Regions from separate parts of the Homo sapiens genome. Here region 1 is linked to region 2. The links are chromatin loops, found by intact Hi-C in ENCODE. Cell type or tissue: MCF 10A. All regions are shown on one strand.

Evidence for each region. Hi-C counts contacts between places; a loop is a spot of excess contacts. Peaks named below come from ENCODE experiments on the same cell type or tissue, not always from the same donor. Only the 100,000 strongest peaks of a DNase experiment are listed, where the experiment ranks them.
Region 1: a loop joins it to region 2, with 11 times the contacts of the local background. A loop is called at or near these places in 4 of 110 quality-filtered maps.

Annotation. Positions count from the first base shown.
Region 1 is chr1:172,283,207-172,291,206 of GRCh38, forward strand. All of the region lies in intron 15 of DNM3 (dynamin 3), which reads left to right. Among named protein-coding and RNA genes, the nearest start is that of C1orf105, 130 kb to the right of the region's middle. In MCF 10A, no CTCF peak of the experiment used is centred here; DNase peaks (open chromatin) are centred at 3,775 and 4,235.
Region 2 is chr1:172,085,740-172,093,739 of GRCh38, forward strand. It overlaps DNM3 (dynamin 3), which reads left to right. Exons shown (of 21, transcript NM_015569.5): 13 at 7,085-7,136. Among named protein-coding and RNA genes, the nearest start is that of MIR3120, 49 kb to the right of the region's middle. In MCF 10A, a CTCF peak has its summit at 4,672; a DNase peak (open chromatin) is centred at 4,662.

The sequences.
Region 1 (8,000 bases), 200 kb after region 2:
CTGTCATCTTGCAGATATCTTCCCTTGGCCTTTTAGCCTCATCTCTCTTCTCTTTAGTCACTTTGGAGGCTTTCTCCAGCTCCTTCCCACTGTGCCCCACCTCTTTATTTAGTTCCTAGAACTGGACACAGTGGTTGGCAGGACTTGACCAACACAGGGCACAAGACAGCAGTTACCTTATATTCTTTCTTGTGGCTAATTTCTCCATTGCCATTTCCTGAAGCCTTTTCAGTCATTCCTCAAGTATATTCATTCCTATAGAAAACCAAGTCAGGCTGGGCATGGTGGCTCACACCTGTAATCCCATCACTTTGGGAGGCCAAGGTGGGCAGATCATGAGGTCAAGAGATCAAGACCATCCTGGCCAAGATGCTGAAACGCCGTCTCTACTAAAAATGCAAAAATTAGGCAGGCGTGGTGGCAGGCACTTGTAGTCCCAGCTACCCGGGAGGCTGAGGCAGGAAAATCGCTTGAAACCAGGAGGCGGAGGTTGCAGTGAGCTGAGATCATGCCACTGCACTCCAGCCTGGGTGATAGAGTGAGACTCCATCTCAAAAAAAAAAAAAAAAAAAAAAAAGAAAGAAAGAAAGAAAACCAAGTCAATGTTGATTTTATTGAGATGTAAGAGGGTTATATTCTAAATTTAGCAGGGAAGAGGCAGATTTCCCTAGGAAAGTGCTATGTTGTCTCCTTCCTCAGCTAAGTTTTTATAAAAGGTTGCCTTTGGGTTTTCGTTGTGGTTAAAAATGTGCAATTGCTTGTTTTGCAATAGGTTTTGTTCTGTGTTGCTACAATTTTCTCTTTTATATATTGTTTTTGCTTACAATTAAATCCAGGAAAATGTGGAAGAAAAAGAAGTGAAATAATCTCACAGCTGCTACGTTTTCCTGGAAGGCAAAGACACCTCCATTTTAAAGTTAGTTTTAAAACATGAAATCATTGTTCTTTGAAACAGCCATCTGGTCAAAGACCCCTTTGTAGAGTACATTTTTAAACAACAATTTTTAAAAACCACTAGGAGCTTTGTAAATATTTTCTTTATCTGGGTTATGAATTATTTTCAGCCTTTTGAGTAATTGTTAAAATGATGAAACTTACTGGAATAAAACAGATGTCTGTTTTTTGTTTTGTTTTTAGGGGAAAGAGGAAAATGTCATTGGGATATTGAGATTTACTTGGTACCTTGACAGTGAAATCTGAATAAATGGTTGTTAGTGTCCTTCTTAGCAATCCATTTACCATCCTTTTTTTTCTCTCTGTAATGCCAGAATATAAGCTTCATGAGAATAGCAACCTTATCTCTGTTCATCGCTATGTACCCCTAAGGGCCTAGCACAATGCCTGGCACATAGCTTCTCAAGACATGTTTATCAAACAAATAAATCAAGAAATGAATACCATAGGAACATTATACAGAATGACTTTTCATGTAATCAGTTACATAATTCATTTGTCCTTCCATTTTCTTCTACAGAGACACTTGGCATGGAAGTCTCCCTTAATAGAAACTTTCAGGTTGAAGATATGCCTAAAAATTGCTACCGTTTTTACTAGTCCATTACGGTTCTCTTATCCATGATTTTTATGTAAATCAACTCTAAATTGTTTATACTTTTACCACCTCTGAGGACAATAAATCCCACAAATAGAAGGGAGTTATGGTTCAACTCAATGGATGTATAAGTAAGGCATTAAGTGAATACAGAGGGAGAATAATTTATGCAATTATTGCTAAGTGGGCTAGACTCAGAGGAAGGAATATTCCAGTTGAGGCTGTAAGGGTGAGTAGAAATTTACCAGGTGGTGAAGCAGTCAGGGGAATAGAGGCAACAATGCATGAAAAGTCTTAAAGGGATGAAGGGCATGCCATACAGTCCCTCACCTCAGGACCATCACCAGCACTGTCATCATCTGTCTGCTGAAATATCACTCATGCAAAACACAGGCTGCCACTGAAGTGCATGATTTTTTAAAATTGAGAATGATATTTTTTCTTTGAAGAGTCGGTTATATCCATTATTTTAAAAACTGTCAGTTCACCTGAAACAGCCTCCCCAAACGAATCACTCTATAGCCAAGCCTCATGGAGACCAGGTTTTTACCAACTTTTTGCAGCAAGACTACTTATGTGGCCCAGACTTTGGGCCATGAATAATTTTGTGCAAAACTCACCCCATCCCAATCTCACTGAATGTTAGCAGTGGGGTGCTGCAGAGTCTGAATGAAGGTGGCGGTGGTGTTGGTGATTTCCCTGGGTGGGGCCAGGGGACACAGCATCTTGGGCCCAAGCACATCTTAGGCAACCCTATCCGCAAAGGCCCAAACTTCCCAGATGCATCCAAGACATCTTTTTGAAGCCTCAGACAGAGCAGTAGTATGAAGACCTATTTTTCCATGTAATAAAGGCTCATATAAAACTTTTCAAAATCAGTTCAAGGAACTCACTTTGATATGACTTGACATGAATTTAAATAACAACAATAATAATACCAAGAGGTAATAATTTAGAAATAATTTGAAAGCCGAGTTTTGTGGGGAACCATTACATAAAACCATTGGCACCATGATCCTACCACTCTCATTCTTCTGAAATTTTCCTCCACCCTTTTCTGTTTCACAGTATCTTAATGTTGATAAACTAACACAGACAGCCCCAACGCAGTCCCAGGCTCTTAGAGCTCGCATCTAACTCCCTCTGGGTGTTTGTGGGATAACATGAATCTGCAACTGTCCATATGATTTCACGATTGTTGTTTTTTGGCTTCTTGACCTACGTTATGCCTTCTGGGATAAGATGCTGCTTGCCTTGCATTGATAGTTCCTCAAAGATCTTATTTTTTAGAACTTTTAAAGTGAGTTATTTATATATATATATATATACTATTATCATTTAGTCATTAACTCAAATGAAAGATCCCACACAGAGTAATTTTTATACATAGTAAATATGGAAGGAAGAGGCCAAGCTAGCACAGACTGGGCAGCAATTTTTCCTGTCATGTGAAAAGTCATGGCATGGGTGGACCAATGGCCTCTCTCTCTATTTATTCCTCTGATTTCAGAAATGCTGAGTTTCAGCAGGCTATTACCATATATTCTGACCTAATAAATGAGACAGACTGAGAATAATTGTGGTTCTCTCTGCTTTCTTCACCAGTTCCTTTTATTCCATTCCACTCCTTTCATTGCTTTGCGCTAAATGAAATTTGGATTGCAACAACAACTTTTTAAAAATGACATTGTAATATTGGCTAATTTGCCTGGTATTGGTTATGCCCAAGTAGACACATGACCTGTGGCTGTTTGGCTTGTCCCCCTATGGGAAAATAGTTTAATGAAGCTAATACGTTGTACTAAAATAAAATAAATTCACATGGCACCCAGCATCACAGCCACAAGCAACATGGTTATTATTTATTACCCTGAGACACCAGCCCCACATCTCCAACTGCCTACTGGGCATTTTCACTGTGAGGGCCTTCTGTCGCTTCCTCTTTAATCCATCTGGAACCAAAACCATCACCCTCCTTTCAAAGCCATGCCTCACTATTGGAGTTTTAGGGGGCCAATTAATCATACCAGTTACTTCCCCTGTCTAGTTAAAATTGTTGCTGTTGCTGTTTTTAGAAGCAGTACACAAAAAGCAAACAGATAAGGCATGAAACAAATAGATCCAGATCTGTGGCCAAATGTCTTGCTCATACTTCAACTCCCAGTAATCACAACCACAGCTGAGCAACCACAGACCTCTACCAGAGGGCAGAGCTCATCAGAACATCTTGGAATAGGAGAGAAATGCCTGTGTCCTGCAGGCACGTCTTGCTCAATTTCTCCTTTATAGCTCACCAGTCAAATCAGCCAGTCCTCCTCTTTTGAGGGGAAGAAAATGAAGGCTAAGGAAAAGGGGCCAAGAGCTGAAGTCCCTTCAAGAGGCCAGGAGATCAAGTTCCCACTAACTCATCACTCCCGCATTTTCTATTTTTGTTTAGATATTTTCTTTGTTTATATGACATCAAATTATTTTAGCATTTGGGGATGAGAAAAAATAGTTAGATATTAAACATCCTATATTGTGAGAGGTTTCTACCATTTAAATTGTAATCTATTTTCTTTATGACCTTTTTCACCATAAATAAGACCCCCACAGTTATAACCAAAATTCACACTTTCAGCTCATTACTTGTTACTGTGATTAATGCTGACAAGGACCTGGCACCATGGCCATTGGCAGCCAGAGAAGGTCAGGACTAGTGGTGACTCAGCTGACTCTGCAGCTGCACTTACAGTAAATGTGTTTTGCAATGCTCTTATATTTAAAAATATTTTCTACAAATTTTTAATTCTTATTTAATTTTCTATTCATGTTTTATTATCATTTGCTCTTTGCTATATCAAGAGAAGGAAATAACAGATCAAATATCAAATCAACTGAGGTCCAAAAAACTCGTCCCTTTGGCAATGAATCATGGTACTTTGAGACAACAGGCAACGGTCAACCTCCAATTTGAATGGTTGTTGCATTGATCTTTGAGGATGCTATAGAAAGATAAGGAAAAAAGTATTTATAATATATATAAAATATATATATATATACACATGCACACACACACACACACACACACACATATATTTTTTGAGACAAGATCTTGCTCTGTTGCCAGGCTGTGGTACAGTGGCACTATCACAGCTTATTTGCAGCCTCTAACTCCTGGGCTCAAGCCATCCTCCTGCCTCAGCCTCCCAAAGTGATAGGATTACATGAGCCACTGTGTCTGACCAAGGAAAAGTATTTTAAATAAATGAGGGATACTAAGCTAATTCAACCATTGGCGAACACTTTATTCTGTCATGCATTCATTGCAAATTATTACCAAACACCAGCGCTGTGCTTAGGTTCTAAGAGGAACATGTCCCCTATTCTCATGGAATTCACAGTATAGTGAGAGAGGCTGATAACAAACAGTAATTACTTAATCACAACTGCTAATTACAACTACTGTGAGAATTTATAATACAGTGACCTGTCCATTTGGGGATTTCAGGGAATGGTCAAAACTAACACTAGAAGAATGCATAGAAATAGATTAGGTGAAGGGAGAAGGGGAGATTGTTCCAGGCAGAGTGAACAGCATATGCCAAGACCCTGAGGTAGGGAGAAGCTTTGTGTGTTCATGGAACTGATAGCTGGAGCCTGATGGGCAAGAATCAGGGGCCAGATCATTTATGATCCTACAGGCCATGTTAGGGTTGCTTTGTTGGTCTTTAATGCAGCAGGGAACCACTGAAGGGGAGTAATGTGGTTCAGTTTGGCTGCAGAATGGAGAGTAGAGAGGAACAAGTGCAGGAGTTGGGTTTTTGTAATACAGATAAGAGGTGATGACATCCTGGACTAGAAAGATGGAATAGAGGAATAAATGGGAGCTATTAACTGGCTACGTTGACAGAACTGACTGATTGGAAATGAGGTAGGGGAGAAAGAGATGTCGTGAATGACACCTAGGCATCTGGCACAAGCATCTCTTTGGAAGAAGCTGCCATTTACTAGTAGGAGGGAACTTTAGGGGAAGAGAAGATTTGGGAGCACATCCAGATTTCAAAATCTGAGATATCAAGAGAGCAACTGTAGCTCAGAGATGTCTGGCATTTATTAGCGGTCAGTTTATATATAGTACTAAATGCAAGTAGTCTCTTAGTATTTCTCATAGAAAGTTATCTTAGGAAAAAATCCTAGCTGGTAGTAATGCCTGGGTCTTTAAATTTTTCATTAAGTTCCGTTTCCTAATATATATTTTTAGGAGTTTCACATTTCTATTCATGAGTGAGATTGGTTTAAAGCGATATATTGAAAAGTTTGTTCCTTTTAATACTAGCCCCAGGAGAAGCTCAAGGGGGAAAAAAAGATTCAAAGGTGAAGTAAGCTTGGGAAGTCCTGTATAGCCTATTCATTTCTTGGAGATTTAAAATATGTATTAGACTATTATAATTTCTGAGAGGTTCTGAATAAAAGAAGCTTACTCTTAAAATCTAGGGAAAAAGGTATATAAAACTCTCTGAAGCCAGAACTATTGTGGAGAAAATTTTTAAATTTTTTTCCAATTTATCCTGTAGATACTGGTCAGATGGGATTTTATTATTTTGGTGTTATATTTCCTATATGTAACATCCATAATTGATACAAATTTACTATCATAAAAGCATACTTAGAATCTCTTAAGATAATTTAATCTTTTGTCTGTTAACTATATGTCGTCTCATTTCTAATTTTGTTTTCTCATCTTTTATATTACAGAATTCTGTTTTATTGTCTGATTCATTAGAGAAGAAACTCCTAAATGTAACAATAACATATTTGGTTCTCCACATTAATTCTTGACTTTATAAAATATTATATTCTTCTTTGCTTCGTTTTATAATTTTCCAACTTGCTCAATTTAATGCTGACAATCTATTTTTTGTTTCTTTTTAATAATAAAGTGTACCTGATTGTGATTTTGTCTCTGAATAGAGTTTTGGTTGCATGTTCTAAGTTTCAATACTGTGTGTAAGGTTGTTTAGTAAACAGTGTGTAATTATACTTTTGAGTTACTATTTGACAAAAATTTGCATGGAGTTTTAATTTATCTGAAGTGGTTTTGTTGTTCTTTCCTATTTAACTTTTATCATAATTTGTAGTTTTATTGTACTGTTGGGTTTTCTTTAACTGTAGATATGTGAAATCAGCAATATTATCTGTAAGGTAAAAGACAATTTATAGTCCTAATTTATTAAATTTATATTATTGACATCATAGGTTTGATGATTAATTTGTGATAATGTAAGATCTTTGTGTCATTAATTTATTGTCAATAATCTTTGAAGAACTTTGAATGCTGAGAAAATACTGGTGAGACTAGTCAGTCAACAAATATTAATGAGCACCTACTATATAACATAAATGCTAGGAATATATTGGTGAACATTTAAAGCTCCATCAATGGACTTGTGCTGTAGTTAGATGAGGCAGCAGATAGTTAACATACCTAATTTTACATACAGATAATTGTTATGATGAAAACGGAATAATGAAAAGAGTAAGAATGGGTGAAGGGTGGCAGGATTTTAGCTAGAGGGGTTAGGGGAGGCTTCTCTAGGGGATATTAGTGGATTATCAATGTGAATGAGATAGAATATCATTTCCAGCAAAAGGATTGGCGCCTGCAAAATCCCAAGGAAGAAACATGCTTGGCATATTTAAGAAACTGCAAATAAAAAGGCCAATGTGGCTGGAGCAGAATGAGGATGGGAAGAATGAAAATGCACATTTGAAACAGAGGAGGAAAATGAGGGGGCAAGAAGTCCAGACCTTTTTCCACTCGCCGTGAGAAGTGACTGGAGGATAGTAAACAGGGTGGTGATAAAATATACAATCTCTGTGGCTTCTTTGTGGCGAGTGGAGCAAGAAAACCATCAAGAAGATGTTATAAGTTGTGATAATCATCCCAATGAGAGAAGATAGTGACTTGGATATGGGAATCTGTAGGTCAGGGGAGAGATCTGAACTAAGCCACCTTTAAATGATATGAAAGGCCACCATACTGGGAAGATTACCACTGGAGAAATTGAGAGTGAAGTAGGCCATGAGAGAACCCTGGGACACCCCCAGAATTTAAAGGCCTTTAAGAGGAAGACGAGACAAAAAGAGATTAAGAAGCTGTAGTCAGTGAGGTAGCAGTGTGGGAGTCAGGCGGGTGTGATATCACAGAAGCCTGGAGGAGAAGGTGTTTGAGGACAGAGGGGGAGTGGTCAACAAATGCTACAGTAAAGCCAAGTAATGTGAAAACAGGGAATTGACAATTTGTTTGGGCAAGATGTAGATCACATGACCGTGAAAAGCGCTGTATCTATAGAGTAGCAGGATTACAGCCCTCACTTGGGTGGACTGAGGAAAGAATAAAGAGGGAGAGAATGGAAAAATAATTCAAGATAACTCAAGGAGTTTTGCTATAAAGGCAAATAGAAAT
Region 2 (8,000 bases):
CCGTTTTACTGAAGGCAGTGCATTTCAACCTTGCCACTAAATTCCAGAGCAATCTTAGTCTTTCCCTTTACATTCTTAGTTTATTTTTCCCTAATGCATAATTATATTCTATTGTAATAATGTTTCTAGTTCCTAATCTTACATGAGAATGTTCTCTCTCTTGTGGAATCAAAACTTAGGTATTGGAGTATAAAAAGATCCTTTTTTTGACTTATATGCAAATTTAGGAATTAAATGCTTGGTTGCTTACTGAGATTGTTGTCAAGTAGAAATACAGGATTGAGCAACTTGAAAGGATACCATTCACATATCCTGTTCAAATAAGTTATAAATTCCAATGTTCCAAGCACCATTTTAAAAATAAGTAGACTTCCAGTTTTCTCTTTCATCCTCAAATATGTTATTTTAAACTTCATCTTCATCCTTAACATGAATCTTAGGAGGTAAGTGATTCTTCTTTTGCAGACTCCCAAGTTCTGTAAGATTTTCTTGCATAATAGCCTGAGCCTTCATTAAAGATCCTGGAGGAGAAACGGACATTGTTTCTTCTCCCTTTGGCTTCAGTCTGATTGGACGGAGCCTGGACTATCACAGTGTAACCTGTGATAAGTTACACTCTTGGGACTCTTGTGAAGTGTTCATAATCTTTCTTGGATAATATAAAAGAACAGTCTAAAATTGCTTTACTCTGTAGCACCATTGCACAATAGAACTTTCTGAGATGATGGAACTATTGTATAATCTGTGCTGTTCAATACAGAAGCCACTAGCTGTATGTGGCTATTGAGCAGTTGAAATGTGGGTAGTGCAATGAAGGCAATAAATTTTTAATTTAATTCAATCTAATTAAAGTTTTAATCTGGCTACCAGCTACTGCATTGGACGGCAGAGCCCTACAGTATAGTGACTCCGGCTGATGGCTCTGGGACCTTCACTGTGGGTCCTACTTTATTGACAGCTTAGTGGTGACCTATGGTGGTAGCTACTGAGAGAAAGAGCAAGGAAGCCTCTTAATTGCTACTAAACAAGTCTAAAAGAGCTTCTTTACTCTATAGCACTGTTGCACAATAGAAGTTTCTGAGATGATGGAACTATCGTATAATCTGTGCTGTTCAGTACAGAAGCTACTACCTGTATGTGGCTGTTGAGCAGTTGAAATGTGGGTAGAGGTAGAGGCACACTCTGATATTTGCTATGGAATCTACATCTCAAAGGGACTCTCCATTTCCTTAATGCATCTGAGCCCTCTTTGAGTGGCCTTAGTCTGTGTTCCATTCTCTTTTTCATCTTCCTTTCACTTTTCGGCCCACTGCAATCTAGTTTCTACCACTCCACTCCACTGAGACTGCTTTTGTCCAGGACAAAACAGTTAATCCAATGGACAATTCTGAGCCTTTCATTTGACACCACCGTTAATCACTCCTTCTTGAAGAGATCTGTTCCTTTGCTTCAATAACCTTCCACTCTCTCCTGGTTTTCCTCTTTTCACTCTAGCCACTTCTCAGTCTTTAGGAGCTCTTCATCTTCTGATCATGGCTTAAGAACTATTCTTTAATCAATTTTCCACCCTAGACCCCCTTCTTTCTCACTCACTGCATTATTCCTAATGGATCTTACCCACTCCAATGGTTTTAGTTGCCAACTTTATCTGATGACTCCAAATCTAGATCTTCATTTCAAGACTTTTCACTGGACTATGTACCATATTCAGATGTCTATTGGACATCTCTACTTATATATCCTAGAGAAGCCTCAACCTTCTAGTCCCAAACTAAACTCCTCATCTGCTCTTATAATTTTTAACTTCTATGTTGTTCCCACTTTCTGTGGATGGCACCTCCCAGTCCTATTCTTTGCTCCTTGTTCCCCTCATATCTTTGTCTCCATCCATCTTTACCAAGTTCATGTGATTCTATCTCCATAATATTTTTTGAATTCATCTATTTCTTTCTATCATCATTGCCACTACTAAAGTTAGTCTTCTCTTACTTGAGTTACTACAACAGTCTCTCTGTACCCCTGTCATCCTCTTTCTCATTCCTTCTGAGATTCTCTGTTACTTTCAGAATAAAGTCTAAACTTATTAATGTAATTTCCAAGGCTCTCTATAATCTGTATCTTGTTTACCTCTTCAGCCTATTCTATTGTTACTATTCCTTTCTACTCTACTCCCTAAGTCCATGCTGCAGCCAGTCTGACCACTTTGGGATCCCTAACTGTACCATACTTTTGCTTTAACACATGCCTATGATATGCTTCTTCAAATTATTTAGGTTTCCTAGTACAGATGATCATTGATAGTCTGGTTGTAAATAACCCTGGCATCAAAACAGAATTCCATACGTATTTCTTAAGATACTACCATAAACCCTCTGCTAGGTAATGTCAGTGATGAGAGAGGTAGAAATACCAAGATTGATGCTCTTGACTATCAAGGAGCAGGCATTGTTGGAAACCCAACTTACAATCTTGTTTATAAAATACAGGCACAGACCAAGGCTTTGGGAGTGCATGAAAAGGAGAGATAACTGGAGGTTTCTAAAAAGGCATAATTCAGGCATGATGCTTGATTGGAGTTTTAAGACTGGACAGGACTCCAATAGTCAGAGACAGGGGGTCTGGGCTGACTGCTTCCTGTCTTCTCTGCTTGAGTCAATACTATGCATTTCAGGGAACTAATTTGTACTAAAACATTGCCTTGATCATGTCACTTGCTGGCACAGAAACATGGAATGTTTTCTGCTGCCTTCAGAGTAACAGCCAAATTCTCCATAACTGGCCCCAACGTACAGTTATTATACTAGATGGCTTTTAAGATCACTTACAAACCCCAGTCTATGATTGGATAATTCTACCATAATAGTTTTACTCTCCACAACTTCCCCATATGCCTCATCTTTCTACTTCCTGGCTTTGCTAATACCAGTCTATTCTCTTGGAACGTAGTCATTTGTTTTCCTTTATTAAAGTTTATCTTCTTTTCAAGTTTGCTACAAACAGTTCAGATCATATCATCTGAAATTATATTTCTTGTCCCTGAACATTCAGAGAAATTACAATGGTATAGGATTTATTTGATAAATGGTCACACATCATAGACAAGGATAGGACACTGTGCAAAAAAGTTTTGAGCCAAGAGATAACATTAGGGGTTCTCTGATTGTCTTCTAATGTACTCTTATTTTTATAGAAGTTTAAACTTCTTGTTATATACTTTTAGAATCATTATGTCTCAGCATACACCAATTTGGTTCTACGTTTTAGTGTTCTGGCAAAGCCTTCCACAGTGACTTGTGTGTAGTAGGAATTTATATGACAAACGACAAATGTGCGTGCACACACGCACACACATATGAGAAGATATGGGTAATTATATCCCACATTTAAAACAGAAGCACTTTGTTTTTGCTTTCTATTACATCCTCACATGTTTATTAATATGGATTTTATTTTTTATTTGTTATTTTTGTTTTGTGTATGCATATCATTACTTGTACCAGACAAATTGTAGGCTTTTGATAACAAGAACTATACCTTATTCATATTTTTATATGCTACGGAGTTCGTGCCCTATAGTTTTTGATTTATGTTAAACTAAAACACCATACATAGGTATGTTTTATAATATTTCAGAGTTAATTGGTTAAGTAACTATATCCAAGAACATGTCCAAGGGCTCAAGTTAACTTGCAAGTCCTTACAGGTTTTTTAAGGAACATATTTTTAAATAAATGTTTTGAAATACTCTCAGTTCAATTATTATGCAGAAGAATTATGAGAAAGAATGTATTCTAAGCAGGCAGCTTTTTTTGTTGTTGTTGCTTTTGAAGTAACTTCAAGTAGCTAAATACATCATTAGCAACAGAATGTTTAAGTTTATGGGGCCAATTGCTGCAAAAAGATTCTTTAGGTGGAAAATAGAGGCAACTTAGTGTTTTTTCTAACTCTAATATTTGAGATTGGCTTATAAAGTAAATCTACTTTTCCTTTGGCATATTCTTACAAGTGGTAGATCCTAAATATGCATTATTTCACAGATGGAAACTGTCAATGGACATTGTCTTTATCTAGTGTAGCTTATAAGCTTCTGAGAGTAATTTTGCATCTCAAGGAATATTGGACCTAAAAGGAACCTAAGAAACAACTTGTTTAGTCCTCTAGCCCTCCTCTCTGTCTCTGTTTCTGTCTGTCTCCTTTATGACACACATATACACATTTTATAGCTGAGCGACTGAAGTCCATTTTGATCAAACTTTTCACCTAAGGTAGCAAAGGAGTCATTAACGATCTTTGCGGCTTTTGCTTTACATTCAACTTCTTTTCCCTTAAGTGATTTGAAGGGGACTGATACATAATTTTAGGGTCTACAATAATTTGTTCAAAGGAAGCACCTGTGGGTCTATCACAGGTTTTCACCACTAGTCAGTGTTTCAGTGAAAACATTACTCCTAAAACACAATTATGGTGCTTGGAAGAGATAAACATAACCTATGAAGGTGTCATGATCTCATTATAATAGTAGTTTTCTCATGCATTCCTGGAAGAGCAGGAAGCCTGGAGGGTGCTGGAAAAGTGACATTTAATGTGGAAAAAGAAAGTAAGGAGGAGATCCGAAGCCCTTAGGAGAGTGCTACTCAAGACGCTGTGTGCGCCAGGGCATGAGGGCAGCCAGAGGGCGGTGTGGGCACATTGGATCCTGGTTACCTCTTTCACAGCCTCACCTACAAGACCTGAATAATGTAGATTTAGATTGTTCAGAGAAATGGTTAAAGAGGAAATAATTTCATCGTAATTAAGAGGATTAACCATTTAACAGAAAGCTGGAAAAATAAAAAACAAGGAAGGAAGAAGTTGAAATTAGCAAATTTTAAATTGGAAAAAAATATATACACAAAATATTTTTAGCAACCAAATACAGTATGGCCTTTCACCACCCACCCCCTGCCCACCTTCAGTTGAATGCAGTGTTTTTTCATGAGTTTGAGTGAAGGAAAGCAGCTTAAATGTATCAGAGGAGTTTATTAAAAACTTATTTTGATCAGCTGTTCTAAGTGTGGTGTTGATTTCTAACTTGTTACTGCAGCACAACATCCCATCACTTTAAACAGTTGACTGAGAGCTTTAGTCTCCCTTTTCTCTATTTTAGACCATTTCATTGATCTCCAAAACAGCTTCCATAAACTATTAAACAATCTGTAAGAATACTGAGTATTGCTGATCTTCCCAGAATAACCAAAATGAGTTGTGTTTCTTATATTGATACGTGTTTATTCATGGATCCACCAAAAGAAAGCCTTTGTCCTTTTGAGGGATAGAGTAACCTAGTGATGAAACGTGTGGGCTCTGTTGTTAAGTTGTTGGAGTCCTTTCTGGCTTTTAACCCTCTGTGCTTATGTCTAAAATGAGGGTTATAATGGCATCAACTTCATTGGGCTTTTCATCGAACAGATATTTCATGAAACCAACCATGTGCCATGTCCTTTGCAGGCCCTGGGGATATAGCAGTGAACAAAACAGACGCAAACCCCTGCTCATTAGGAGCTTACAGTCTAATGGAAAAGGGCAGACAAACACAAAAAATAAATACACCGTGTAGTGTATCGGAAGGTGAGAAATGCCAGACAGAAAAATCAAACAGGGTAAAGGGGATGATAGTCTTGGAGGAAGGGAGGGATGCGGTTATAAATAGGGTGGTCAGAGTAGTCCTAACTGAAAAGAAGGATTTGAATGAAGACTTGAAAGAGATGTTGGGAACCATGCAGATGAAAGCGGGAAGTACATCCTAGGGAGCTAGCTTGCCTGAAGGCTCTAAATGGGAGTGTATTGGGTGGGTTTGAAAAAGAGCAGATGCCAGTGTGGCTGGAACTCTTCAGGGAACAAGGTGAAGGGTAGGAGGAGATGAGTCAAAGAGGCAGTAGTGGGGGTTGCTTGAGTAGGGCCTTGTAGACCCTTGTATGGACTTTGGTTTTTACCATTAAATGGAATGGTGTTGATGCAGTACACGGTTTCGAGCAGAAGAGTTAACATAGTCCTTCTGAAAGTATCACTCTGGTGTCTGTTAAGAATAGACTTCAGGGAGACAAGTGTGGAAGCAGAGACCAGAGAATAAATGATTACAGTAATCCAGATGAGGGATGGCAGTGTCTTGGACCAAGGTGGGACCAATGGAAGTGATGAAAAGATGGTTAAATGTTAAATTTATTATAAGAAAGTAGTCGACAGCATTTTCTGATGGTCGGATATGGGTTGTGAGAGAAAGAGGAGACAAAGATTTTGGCCAAGGAACTTGAATGTATGGTATAGAATTGCCATTAGTTAAGAGGAGGAAGGAAGACTGTGGGTGGAACAGATTTTAGGGGGGATTTCAGGAGTTTAGTTTTGAAATATTAAGAATGATATGCCCATTAAATACCCAAGTGATGAGGTTAAGTTGTTAAAAACATCAATAAGTCCAGAGTTGGGACTCATACATATTTGGATCTACATGGCAGATCCAAACCAGAGATGCATTAAAGGAGTTGTCAGAATATATTGGAATTCAAAGCAGTGAGACTGGACAATATCACAAAGAGTTTGTGATGCGGAGCCATGCTACTTGGTACTACCACTTATTAGCTGAGTGATTTTGGGAAAGTCACTTAGCTTCTCTCCTCATCTATGAAACAAGAAGAATAATCGTAACTGCTTCATGGGGTTGCTGTGAGAATAAAAATGATTAATATCGATAAAGCACTTAGAACATGGCATATACTCAATAATCATTAACTTAATTTCCATTACAACTCTCCTCTGTACCTGTGAGACACTGCAAATATGTCAACTCGTATGTTATTAATGTTACAATGCAGCTTTTCTTTAAGTGGTGTTATTATATTTTTGGTTTATATGCTACTAGGAGTTATGTGCTATTAGGAGTCCCATTGAGTTGGTTTTGCTTCCAGAATTAAACTGACCTGGAATTTTGGTATTAGGTCTGTCTCCATTGATTTTTTTTTTAAAGCCTGTATAAATTTTAGTATTTGTTACTTGTTTAGGAAAAAATTATATGTGTCTCTTCAGTGCTGCTTTCCTTTGCTTTTCTCAGTGCTCAGCAGAGGAGCAGTCAGGTTCACAAGAAAACCACAGTTGGAAATCAGGTAGGAATTGCATAAGAGAATCAGTGTATGCATGTCCCAAAGAATTTGAACTAAATCGCTTGATTGACTATTTTTTTAATGCAAATTAATCACGTGCAAATTTTGCTTGAAATGCAGCTTTCATTTTGATTTGTTTTTGCTTTTAAAATTTTTGGAGTGAATTGCATTTCTTTTTGGCTATTTTGTGCAGTTAACCATATTGATTTATTTTAAATAACCTTTCTGCTACTTGCTCTGCATTTCAAATTTGACTCCTCATGTCCTATTTTGCTTGCTTACGTTACCCCTAAGTTTAATTTAACATTGAGTTTGTGAGTCAGTTGAAGGTTAAAATGTGGTGAGTAGTTGCATGAGCTTTCTGGGGTTGCTAACTAGTTCACACATTTGCACAGCTTGGTATCAGTGAAGGGACAGCTCATGAAGAACGCAGTTGTTGGATGTAATCTCTGCCACACTAAATTCTTGTTGGTTAATGAAGATGTTAATTCCTAAGAAGATCTGATCTTTTGAGTTTTTGTGTTTTGGGCTGACCAGCTGTCTCTGACTAATAGCGCTCTGCAGAGATTGTATTAACTCAACAGTTTGCTGTGTCTTTTATGTTTTATGTGATAATGAATATTTGCATTGTTATTTCTTTTCAAGTCAAAACAATGATGGTGTTATAGTTTTTAAAAAACTTTCAGAGGTACAATTATTGAACAAATTGAAACCTCTGCTCTAGATTTTTTTCCCATTGTTTTGAAAGGAGAAGAGGTAATAACAGACTTTATTTTAAAAACTTTTTTTCTGAACTAAAGCATATAATTCTTTGCTATTTCAGGGAACCAATCTTCCGCCTTCAAGGCAAATTGTACGAGCTAAGTT